Regions from separate parts of the Homo sapiens genome. Here region 2 is linked to region 1. Evidence: chromatin contacts called from ENCODE Hi-C or POLR2A ChIA-PET data. All regions are on one chromosome and are shown on one strand. The core of a region is the stretch at or near the end of the contact, and the rest is flanking DNA. Distances in the headings are between cores, read along the strand shown. Region 1 overlaps DOCK11 (dedicator of cytokinesis 11). Region 2 holds the start of UPF3B (UPF3B regulator of nonsense mediated mRNA decay).

The links. A loop is a pair of places that touch in the nucleus more often than their neighbours do. ChIA-PET counts read pairs that join two places held with the same protein, here RNA polymerase II (POLR2A). Pooled maps may share reads with other maps.
Region 2: a loop to region 1 is called in a pooled map, with 2.0 times the contacts of the local background. The contact joins the promoter of UPF3B here to the enhancer-like site in region 1. A Hi-C loop is called at or near these places in 3 of 50 pooled maps. POLR2A ChIA-PET finds 5 or more read pairs at or near these places in 2 of 52 experiments (T-cell and activated CD4-positive, alpha-beta T cell).

Annotation. Positions count from the first base shown.
Region 1 is chrX:118,520,399-118,526,460 of GRCh38, reverse strand. All of the region lies in intron 1 of DOCK11 (dedicator of cytokinesis 11), which reads right to left. Among named protein-coding and RNA genes, the nearest start is that of DOCK11, 28 kb to the right of the region's middle. RefSeq lists an enhancer at 2,222-2,281. Within about 2 kb of position 2,325, at least 3 of the 41 ENCODE cell types and tissues checked have a DNase peak (open chromatin) inside an H3K27ac peak, as active enhancers do.
Region 2 is chrX:119,851,713-119,857,849 of GRCh38, reverse strand. UPF3B (UPF3B regulator of nonsense mediated mRNA decay) reads left to right here and starts at 4,887. Exons shown (of 11, transcript NM_080632.3): 1 at 4,887-5,077; 2 at 5,977-6,083. The coding sequence starts at 4,922. RefSeq lists an enhancer at 4,853-4,912.

The sequences.
Region 1 (6,062 bases), core at 1,076-3,575:
GGCAGCCCTTGTAAAACTCTGGCATCTTTCTCTCCCTCAGGGACCCTTGGCCAGAGTTCCTTTTGAAGGGCCCTGGGGACAGACCATTGACAGAACAGCTAGCTGAGAGAGGAAACAAGAGATAACAGCCTTCACATCTCTGAAGCAAGAGCCATGCTCGGTATGAGGAGGACTTGATTCAATATGGCTAAATGTGATGTTGCTCTGTGGCTTAGTAAGGGATGTGAGAATGACTGAAGACTTGAAAGCCCTGGCTCATATCTTTCATACGACTGGAGCTGGAAGCCAGACCTGCTGACCCCAGGTCCTTGTGCTTGTCTTGGTAGCTGCTCCCAAGATGTCATGGCCTGGGAACTACCGCCTTGCTAAGGATAGGTTTACAACAGAATGCCCAGCAGGGAAGCGATGTTTTTCACTGCTCAGGTCTTTCTTCTTTCTTTTCTGTTTGTGAATTAAGACATGGAAATTTCACAGGGAATAAGTAGGCACTATTTTGCCACCTATACGGGAAGTGGTAGAAAGTGATTGTCATTTTTGCTGACAAGGGGAGGGTAGTTAAAAAGAAACATGGTCAAATCAAAACATTAAAGATTTATGTATTCCAAATGGAGGTGTTACGTTCTTTTTCTTTTTTTTTCCTTTTCTGTTTTCCCCCAGAGTTTTCTAGCACAAACAAGTACCGCTGGTATAATCCAAAACATACAATCAACTTAATTTGGTTTTTTTAGTTATTGTGGTAAAAATATACATAAAATTTACCATTTTAACTATTTTAAAGTATATACTTCGTTAAGTATATACTATATAAGTGTCTGCATTTGGCATTAACTATATTCACATTACTCTGCAATCATCATCATTACCCATTTCCAAACTTCCTCATCATCCCAAAGAGAAACTCTGTACGCATTCAACTCTGCACTTCCTCCACACCGCCCCCGCCCATCCCTGGTAACCTTTATTCTATTTTCTGTCTCTATGTACTTGCCTATTCTAGGTACCTCATATATGTGGAATCATATAAAATTTGTCTTTCTGTGACTGGCTTCTTTCACTTAGTATAATGTCCTCAAGCTTCATGCATATTGTAGCATGTGTCATAATTTCCTTCCTTTTTAAGGCTGAATAATATTCCATTGGTCATCTGCTGAGGGACACTGGGCTGTTTCCACCTTTTGACAATTGTGAACAATGCTGCTATGAACAGTGGTGTGAAACAAGTATCTGAGTCCCTTCCTTCAATTCTTTTGGGGAGAATTTCCCAATTCCACCTAATAGAATTGCTGGGTTATATGGTAATACTTTTTTTTTTTTTTGAGACAGAGTCTCGCTCTGTCACCCAGACTGGAGTGCAGTGGCGCTATTTTGGCTCACTGCAACCTCCGCCTCCTGGGTTCAAGTGATTCTCCTGCCTCAGCCTCCTGAGTAGCTGAGATTACAGGCACACGCCACCACGCCCAGCTAATTTTCATATTTTTTAGTAGAGATGGGGTTTTACCATGTTGGCCAGGCTTGTCTCAAACTCCTGACCTCATGTGATCTGCCTGCCTCTCCCAAAATGCTGGCATTACAGGTGTGAGCCACCTCTCCCAGTCTATTATATGGTAATTCTATATTTAACTTTCTGAGGAACCACTTAACTGTTTTCCATAGTGGTTGTACCATTTTACATTACCCACCAGCAATGCACAAGGGTTCCAGGTCCGCCCCGCCCGTGTTCCTCAACACTTATTTTCCAGTTTTTTGAATAACAACCATCAGAACAGGTGTGAGGTGGTATCTCGTTGTGGTTTTCATTTGTATTTCCCTGATGACTAATGGTTTTGAGTATCTTTTCCCGTGCTTATTGGCCATTTGTTTATCATCTTCAAAGAAATGTCTATTTAAGTCCTTTGCCTGACTTAAATCAAGTTTGTTGTTGTTGTTGCATTATAGGAGTTCTTTATCTATTCTGGACATTAATCTCTTATCAGATATATGCTTTACAAATACTTTTGCCCATTCTGTGGGTTGCCTTTTTACTCTCCTGTTAGTGTCCTCTGATTTGAGAAAAAAATCAGAGGACACCGACAAATAAAGTTAATGTAATCAACTTTATTTTTTAAAGAAGGTATGGGTTGAATTTTTAGGGAGCAAACAGACAGCCTGAAATATGGATGGAGAAGGTACGCCTAATACCTCCTTTTTACCCTTCTGTGGGTGAAGGAACAAGAACTGAGGTATTCTCAATGAGGTCACAAACTCATCAATCGTCCCCCAACTTGGCTCCTTTTTAGGCAGCTAATGCGGTGGGGCACTTGTGTACTAATGACAGTCACAGAAAGGAAACTCATCTGGGTGTGGTAGTGAGCCCAGCAAGGGCAAACAGGCAGGGTGGGGAGGACATAGATCTTACAGGCTTATACGATTCCTCAGCCCTACCAGCTCTCTGTTTCTGGCTGGTTCTTAACTACACACTCAAACTTCCAAACTTCTCACATAGAAGACAAACATGCAGATTTGTCACTACTGAATGGAGAGGAATGCTTGAGTAATTATTGTGAAAAGTGACACCCAAGTTCAGTTCCATCTCGGAGGATCAAACTCCCCTTCTTGTCTCTCTGCCCCTTATTTCCTTTCTCTTCAGTCCCCCCTGCAAAATGGGCCTTCGAACCAACTATTTGTCACATGGGAGTTTGTTTTCTAAGTATTATTGAGTATGATCAATTTACACAGGCAATGAGAAAAAGCAATACATATTCATTTTCTTCTAGGAATAGCCCCGGAACTATACTCAAATCCTCTAGAAATGGCTGTGTCTCAGTAGCTTATGTGAATAAACTCAGTCCAAATTTCAGGACTATCGTGAGGCTGAACTGTTGAATATCCTTACTAAACGTGAGAAACACAGTGCACAGTGCAGGTCCTGTAAACTGAAATTTCTCGCTCTACAAAGTACTGATTTGTTTTTGAAAGGTATTGACAATTACAGATCACCAACCTACCAAACTGTCTTTTCATAAGCAGAGTAAATAACCTAAAATCTTCTTACCTAGGAAGCACACCTAAAACCCCATGAACTGCCTGCTGCACATGCATTCATTTAACCAAGAATCCAATGAGAAGGATATTTCTAGAAAGGTCTCCACCTAGACATACAAATGGCTTAGAAATTTCAATGTTAAACAACCTTTATGCTCAGTAAGTTCTTTTTTGTATTTAATTCAAATCCTAAGGGCAAAAACTCAACTTCTTTAGCATGTGACCATATGTCCTACCCTCAAAGCCATTTCATTATGAGGGTGGGGAAATGAAAGAAAATGTAGGACAGGAGGAAGAAATGTAACTCTTCTCTATTATGCTTCTAACATTTATTGAAAGCTTGCTAAGCACCAGGTACTATGCGAAATGCATTACATGCGTTACCTCATTTAATTTTAGCAATGACTGTATGAGGTAGAGAATACTATCACTACTCACATTTTATCAATGGGAAAACAGATTAAGAGAGGTCAGAAACTTGCCCAAGTGAGCAAATAGAGTCAGCGTAGTACGCCAAATTCTGAGATGCCCCTAGAATTCTTGCCTCCTGGTCTACTCACCCTGTTTAATTCTCCTCTTGAATGTAAGCGGGACCTGTGAATATTGAGAGATATCCCTACCCTGATTAGGTCAGGAATCAACTGACTGTGAGTTAATCAAAACAGAGAGGATTCCAGGTGGGCCCGACCTAATCAAGTGATCTCTAGAAGAGGAACTGGGCCCATCCTGAAGAGAGAGATACACCTGCTGGATTTAAAGAAGTAAACTGCCATATGATGAGAGGCCTATCTGTCCAGGACCTGAGGATGTCCTCTAGGAGGTGACAGCAACCCCCAGCTGAATGGGACCATTTCAACTACTTCAAGGAACCAAATTGTGCTATCTTGAATGAGCTTGGAAAAGCTCTGAGCTTCTGGATAAGAATGCAGTCCTGCCAACACCTGTAAAACCCTGAGCAGAGAATCCAGCTGAGCCATGCCTACACTTCTGACTGTGAAATAATAAGTGTGTTATTTTAAGCTGCTAAGTATGTGGTAATTTGCTATGCAGCAACAGAAAACCAGTATAGTCAGGATTCAAAGCCAGGCTCTATTTAACTCTGGAGTGCATGCTTTTTTTTTTTAGACAAAGTCTCACTCTGACCCCAGGCTGGAGTGCAGTGGTGCAATATCACTCATTGCAACCTCCGCCCCCTGGGTTCAAGCAATTCTCCTGCCTCAGCTTCCTGAGTAGCTGGGACTACAGGTGCCCGCCACCACACCCAGCTAAATTTTTGTATTTTTAGTAGAGACGGGGTTTTGCTTTGTTGGCAGGGCTGTTCTCAAACTCCTGGCCTCAAGTGATCTGCCTGCCTCAGCCTCCCCAAGTGCTGGGATTACAGGAATGAGCCTGGCCAAGTGCATGCTCTTAACCACTACAGCAGATTCTGCAGCAGTTTTGTGAATTCCCAAACATTTTCAATGCTTTAAAGAGTAAAGATATTAATGTAAATCTCTATGTAATAGGAATGGTTATGATATTTTCTTCTTCTAGTGCAGTTTTCAAGTTTTAGAAATGTTTTTTTTACCACATTCTAGTATAGAAACACACTTATTGATATGTTACATTTGAGATGGAGGGAGGGGAGAATACATATTCAATAGAAAACTACTCAAATACAATGTGATAATAGGTTACGTTGTGAAAAATAAGTAGGATGGAAAACATAAGATTTCATTTACCAAAAACACCTTATTAGAATAGACGTGGCTTTTGCAAGAGCTCCAGGGTATGCTATTTACAAATACTTTCCTTCTGACTATTGCGTGAACTACAAAGTCTGTCATGTGGTGCTTCCAAGGAGATGACAACACATTCCCTCTTTTAACAGGGCACAACTAAAAATGTAGTGAATATGAGAAGCCAGTGAATTCTCTGCTGCAGTGAAATAAACTTAAAGAGAATTCCAAAATTCAAACACTGTGGTTGCTTTTTGGAGAGTGTCAGTCTAGAACTAATGGTTCATGTTCCCCCTTCATACAAAAACTACACACGGAGGTGAATTGATGAATAATAATAGCTAACACTTAGCCTATGCAAAGGGTTGACCATGGATTATCCCTTTAGGCCTCATGCTTACCTTATGCGGTAGGTATGATTATCACCATCACTCCTATTTTATAAACAAAGAAACTGGGACTTAAAAAGGTTGAGTAAGTTTCCCAATATTCCACAGCCAGAAAGTGGCATTTCAACTCAGAAGTGGACACCAGAGCTCATTCTCAGTCACTTAGCTATATGACCAAAACTTCTATTGCTTTCCAACTAGATGTTTCTTCCATCCTTCACAGTATCTAGGAATGCTCAATAAATTTTGCTGGTAATGATAAGGAATGAGAGACCGGAACCTGAGGGAGTAGATAAGGCTTCCAAGCCATTCATCACTGTGAGAAGATGGGAGATGTGGAGAGGGCAGAAGTTGACAGAGGATAAGGAAGCAGGCTAAAGGCAGCCCCCACTTATGTGGATGTCAGTCTAAAGGAAGTGAACAGGATTGTACTACTTAGAACTCCAAATATATGTTGACTAACCACGCACAAGCAGATTTAATTCTGGCCCTAAGATCATTTAAAAAAATAATAAAACCCAGTTTTCCAGAGTGTATTTCTCTCTTTTGGAAAAGTTTCTGCTCCACATCTGGAAGTGATTTTCTAACAACACTAATTCCAATGAGTCATCTATGATATTAAGCAATGATTCCATAGGGTGAACCCTGATCATATTTTTCCATTGACTGGCAGCCACCGAGGTCAATGAAAGGCAAAGGCGAACCCAGACATGGAGAACCTCACCCTCCACAGCTCCATCTTGTATTATCAAGGACATGGGTTTTAAGAAGTACAGGAATGCAATCCATCTCCCAGCACTAATGCAAGGCATCTTCTAATATACTCCGTTTCTTTTCACTGGTTATATGCAGAAGATGGATCCAAAGGCTGCTTGAGGGGAAAGCAACCATAAATTAAGCTGGCAGAAGAAACATTATGAGGCCATGTGTAACC
Region 2 (6,137 bases), core at 3,638-6,137, 1.3 Mb before region 1:
TCATTAGAGAAATGCAAAGTGAAACTACAATGAGGCACCCCTACACACCCACGAGACAATACCAGATGTTGGGAAGGGTATGAAGCACTCAGGACTCTCACACACTGCTGATAAGTGTAAATTGGTACAACCCTGTTGGAAAACTCTATGGTAGTACCTACTAAAGTTGAGCATATGCTTACTCTGTGATCCAGCAATTCCACTCCTAGGTATGTATCTGACATGAATCATCAAACAATATGCACTAAAATCCCAGCAGCACTATTTGTATTAGCCCCTAAGAGTGGGATAAATTGCAGCAGACTCATACAATGGAATATTATGTAACAGTGAAAAGGAATAATCCACAGCTACATATAACATAAATAAGCTGGGCGTGGTGGCTCAAGCCTGTAATCCCAGCACTTTGGGAGGCCGAGGCGGGCGGATCACGAGGTCAGGAGTTCAAGACCAGCTTGGCCAATGTTAGAAACAAAATGCTTGTTCCTCGGTGCCACAAAGAAATAGCACTCGAACATAAATTTAATTTTCACAGCAAGACAATTTTTACTTCTATAGAAGGGTGCGACTCGTGAATGGAGTAATGGCAAGAGCACACCTGAACAAGGGAGGGGAAGGGGTTCTTATTCCTGACACAGGTAGCCCCTACTGCTGTGTCGCTCCCCTATTGGCTAGGGTTGGACTGCACAGTCTAAGCTAATTCTGATTGGCTACTTTAAAGAGACCAGGGGTATGAGCCAGAGTGGCGGGGTGAATAGTTTGGTGGGAAGGACGGTTAGGAACAGGTAACTAAAGGTGACTTAGGTCAGAGCAGGGACCAGGGGTGACTCAGGTCAAAGCGGATGACCGGGGTGAGTCAGGACGGAGCAGGTAACCAGGGGAACAGATGTGAACTACTGATGAAAACTGGTGGAAAATGTTGTTTACTGAAACTACGAGGAAGTTAAACTTTACAATGGAGGACAAAGAACTGAACATACTGACATACTGATTCTTTGAAGAGAGATCTAGATCTCACTGTATCCAACAGCCAATATGGTGAAACCCCATTTCTACTAAAAATACAAAAATTAGCCGGGCGTGGTGGCACACGCCTGTACTCCCAGCTACTCGGGAGGCTGAGGCAGAAGAATCGCTTGAACCCGGGAGGTGGAGGTTGCAGTGAGCCAAGATGTAAGCCAAGATGGCGCCACTGCACCTCAGCCTGGGCGACAGAGCGAGATTCCGTCTCTAAATAAATAAATAAAGAAATCTCAGTCATAAATGTTGAGAGAAAGGAGCCTAACATAAAAGAATACATGCTGTATGATTCAATTTACATAAAGTTCAAAACAGACAAACTCAATAGTATTAGAAGTCATTCATAAAAGGATGTAGCTGCTAAAAAAGAAAAAGCAAAAAGGATAGTGGTATTCTTGGTGGCGAAAATGACTGGGAACAAGTAGGAAGAGAGCATCTGGAGTGCTGGCAATGTTTTGTTTCTTGATCTACATGCTGGTTACATAAGTGTGTTCACTTTGTGAAAATTCAGCAAGCTGGATGCTTACTTTTAGTGCACTTGTCTGTACATCTGTTATACTGCAATTAAAAGTTTCATCAAAAAGGAAGTCTACAGTATGTGTTAGGTAGAATAATATCTCCCCCAAAGTTGTACACATCCTAATCCCCAGAACCCATGACTGTGTTAGGTTATATAGCAAAAGGAAATTAATGTTGCTAATCAGCTGTCCTTAAAATAGGGAGATTATCCTGGATTTTACAGGCGGACACAATGTAAACACAGGAGTCCTTCAAAGTGAAAGGGGAAAGTGCAGAGGCCAGGAGTTGGAGACCAGCCTGGGCAACACAGTGAGACCCCTTCTCTACAAAAATGAAAATAAATTAGCTGGGCATGGTGGCATGCACCTGTAGTCCCAGCTATTTGGGAGGCTAAGGCAGGAGGATCACTTCAGCTCAGGAGTTTAAGCCTTCAGTGAACTGTGACCCTGAAAAAAAAACTTGGAATGGCAAGGCAGAGAATAAAAGAGATATAGACAATAGACAGAAGTAGGGGCAGGGTCAGAGAGAGATGCTTGAAGACGAAGGGTTCATAAGCCAAGGAATATGGGCCGCCTCAAGAATCTGAAAAAGACAAGGAAATCTATTATCTCCTAGAGCCTCCAGGAAGGAACTCAGTCCTGCCAACACCTTGATTTTAGCCCAGTGAGACCCATATTGGACTGTTTGTTTATTTATTATTACTATATTTTTTTGCCCCCTCACAGGACAAAGCTAAAACCTTGTTGGACTTTTAACCTACAGAACTGTAAGATAATACACTTGCATTATTTAAACCCACTAAATTTGTGGTAATGTTACAGCAGGAATAGGAGGCTAATACAGTTGGTGTGGGGGAAGATCAAGTGTTCAGTTTTGGATGCATTCGGTGGCTGAACACGTTAGACGTCTTAAGTGGAGATGTTCAATAGGCAGTTGGATACATGACTCTGGAAATCATCAGGGAGGTATGGGCTGGAGATGTAAATTCTTTTTTTGTTTTGTTTTGGTTTTGAGACGGAGTCTCGCTCTGTCGCCCAGACTGGAGTGCACTGGCACAATCTCGGCTCACTGCAACCTCGACCTCCTGGGTTCAAGCGAATCACCTGCCTCAGCCTCCTGAGTAGCTGGGATTATAGCTGCCTGCCACCACGCCCGGCTAATTTTTTTGTATTTTTAGTAGAGACGGGATGTCACATGTTGGCCAGGCTGGTCTCGAACTCCCGACCTCAGGTGATCCACCCGCCTCGGCCTCCCAAAGTGCTGAGATTACAGCTGTGAGCCACCACGCCCGGCCTGGACATGTAAATTCTAGAGTAGAGTTGTCAGCAAAGACAGAAAAGCCAAAAGAATGAATGAGATTAATAAAGGAGTGAGTGTACATAGAAAAGAGGTCTAAGGACTGAGCCCTGGGACACTTTATTCTGGCAACTGACAAACAGCTGGTGGTTTAAAGCTAGTGAGGACACCAAAACAGAGGCATACACTACCAACATGCAAGTGCAGAGCTAAGCAGTAGGTCAGAGGCAGATGCATAAACAAGGCTCATAAGAACGGCCAGGTACTGAAAGCAAGAGTAACAGATGTCAAATACAGGGAAACCGTTTTAGCCACAGGAATAGGAATCCAAGAATAGGCTGGACAATTGGAGTGAGAAAATTTAAGTGCAGAGTCAGGGGAATATATTCTAGAGGTCGGCAAAAATGGGAGTTGGCCCTTAGGCAGCTTTCTGCCTTGGGCTCCTATTGCATCTTTAATTTGGTTTCTGTCCTCTATGGGTGTCTGTGTCTCTCTCTCTTTTTGAGATGGAGTCTCACTCTGTCACCCAGGTTGGAGTGCGGTGGCACAACCTCGGCTCACTGCAACCTCCGCCTCCCAGGTTCAAGTGACTCTCCTGCCTCAGCCTCCCAAATAGCTGGGACTACAGGCGCCTGCCACCATGCCCAGATAATTTTTGTATTTTAGTAGAGACAGGGTTTCACCAAGTTGGCCAGGCTGGTGTCGAACTCCTGATCTCAGGTGATCCGCCGGCCTCGGCCTCTCAAAGTGCTGGGATTACAGGAATGTGCCACCACGCCCTGCTAATTTTTTTTGTTTTTAGTAGAGACAGGGTTTCGCCAAGTTAGCCAGGCTGGTCTCGAACTCCTGACCTCAGGTGATCCACCCACCTTGGCCTCCTAAAGTGCTGGGATTACAGGCGTGAGCCACCACGCCTGGCCGACTGATCTGCTTTCTATCACTGTGGTTTTATTTTTCTAAAATTTCATATAAATGGAATTGTACAACATGTACTCTGTGTCTAGATTCTGTCACTCAACATAATCACTGTTAGATTCACATTTGGATTGTTTCCAGTTTGGAGTTATTATAAATAATGTAAAATTGGCCCTTTTTAAGTGAAGATGGTGATCGCAACTAAATCAAGTTGGGTTTTATTTTTATTCCCCTCCCTGTGGGACATCAGTACCTGGGGAGAAGGATCCTTTTGCTAAAATAAGGTGATGAAAACAAATCTTGTATATTTTAGTCATATTACTCCTTTAAATATCAGTATCTTGTGTTTATTTATTATTATCCTTCTTTTTTATATACAGGGTCTCGCTCTGTCGCCCAAGCTGGAGTGCAGCGGCGCGATCATGGCTCACTGCAGCCTCGAATTCCTGGGCTCAAGATCCTCTCTTCTCAACCTTCCCGAGCAGCTGGGACTACAGGCGTGCGCCACTGAACTCGGCTAATATTGTAGTATTTACTAAGTATCTGTAAATCCTAATCAATATAAGGAAAATAAAGTTTTTTAAATGTTAGGCTTTTTCTTTTAGTTGTAGGAAAATAAATGCTAAAGCCTCTGAATTCAATGATAAAAAATACAAGTCGCTCCCCTAGTGAGGCAAAATTTGGACGGCATTGAGTTTATCTGATGGAAACTAAGCGTGAAGAACCTATCTTTCGACCTGGAAAACTCTGAAGATGAAAGGATTCGATTTACTCACAAACAGGGACCCTGAGATAGCTCTGGCCCCTGAACGCCCAACAAAAGCGGGTAGCTGCTTTGTATGCCGGGATTTGTAGTCCCCGACAGAGTCACTTCAAGATGGCGGAATTGCTAATGACGCGCGAAGGGGCGGGCCCCGAGGGAGTCTGGGCCGCGAGGGGATTGGGTGGCGCAGGAACTTGGCGGGCGGGAAGTAAAAACCAGGTGTTAAAACCTTTGCACTGGGAAAGGCCCAAGTCTCGCGAGAGCTTGGCAGGACCCAATGGAACGTGGGGCCCGACTTATCACAAGGGGCATTTGTTGGGGGCGGAGCTTTGACGGGAGCTTCCCGGGAGCCGTTTGTGCCCGGGGTAACCCCGTTCCGGCCAAGCCGCTTCAGCGGGGGACGTAGCCATGAAGGAAGAGAAGGAGCACAGGCCTAAGGAGAAGCGAGTAACCCTGTTAACCCCCGCCGGGGCCACAGGCAGCGGTGGTGGGACCTCGGGGGACAGCTCCAAGGGGGAAGATAAGCAGGATCGCAACAAGGAGAAGAAAGAAGCGCTGAGCAAGGTGCCCGGTCGGCCGCTGGCCCGGGAGAGGGCGGGACGAGTCCGCAGCGCGGGGAGGATGGCTGGGAATGGGGCTGCCCCCTTTCTTTCTCAGGTTCTCCTTCTATCTCTTCGCCTGAATGGAAGTCGCATCATCCTGGTTCATCCATTCACCCGAAATGGGGAGAGCCCCTCCCGGCCAAATCCTGGGTGGGGGTGAGGAAAAGAGGGGACTCCCCAAACGGGAAGGGTTTAGGTCAGAGCTGTGAGATGATAATGGGAGGGAAGAGCGACGGTATAAAGAATGAGGAACTAAAGGTGTAATTGGGGAGAAATATTAAATAGTGAAGGAGACATGAGGGATGGGAATATTATTCATGGAGGCGAGTTGGGGGAGAGTGCAGGGTGATTAATGGTACAGGAGGGTAGATCGAGAGCATCCTATTTTGAGAGCAATGGGTAGATTTTTTGTATTCGTTAGAGTTTTGAATTCTTAAGTTCAATGGGCAAGGATTTTGTTTTAAGATGTGTTGGACGTGGGAGAAACTTGTTGCTAAATCAAGATTTCGTGGCACCCACAAAGACCAGCGTTGGCTTACTAAGTTATTGCCACTAGATCTGTTAAAAAATGGGTGATCGAAAATGATGCACAAACCTGGTAAACTGCAGGGCTGCTGTAAAGAGCAAAACCTGCGATTTTTCCTTGCTCCAGGTGGTTCTCATTTCCAAGGGTTTTTTTAAACCGCGTTACTATTATGTTTGACTAATTCTGAGCATTGGGCTGCAGAAGAATATTTTCTCCTGGGTTTTTACAAGTGATCTCATATTTTAAAGCCCAGCCTTCTTCAGGAACTGTGATTCTTTCAGGTATGACAGAAAACTGATTTGTACTAATTTTATTTTCCTTATGCATTTCTTAAGGTGGTAATTCGAAGATTACCTCCCACTTTGACCAAGGAGCAGCTTCAGGAACATCTTCAACCTATGCCTGAGCATGATTATTTTGAGTTTTTTTCTAATGATACGAGGTAAAAAAAAAAAAAAAAGGAAAGGGGTAAATGAAAAAGGTTTCTTTCATTCTT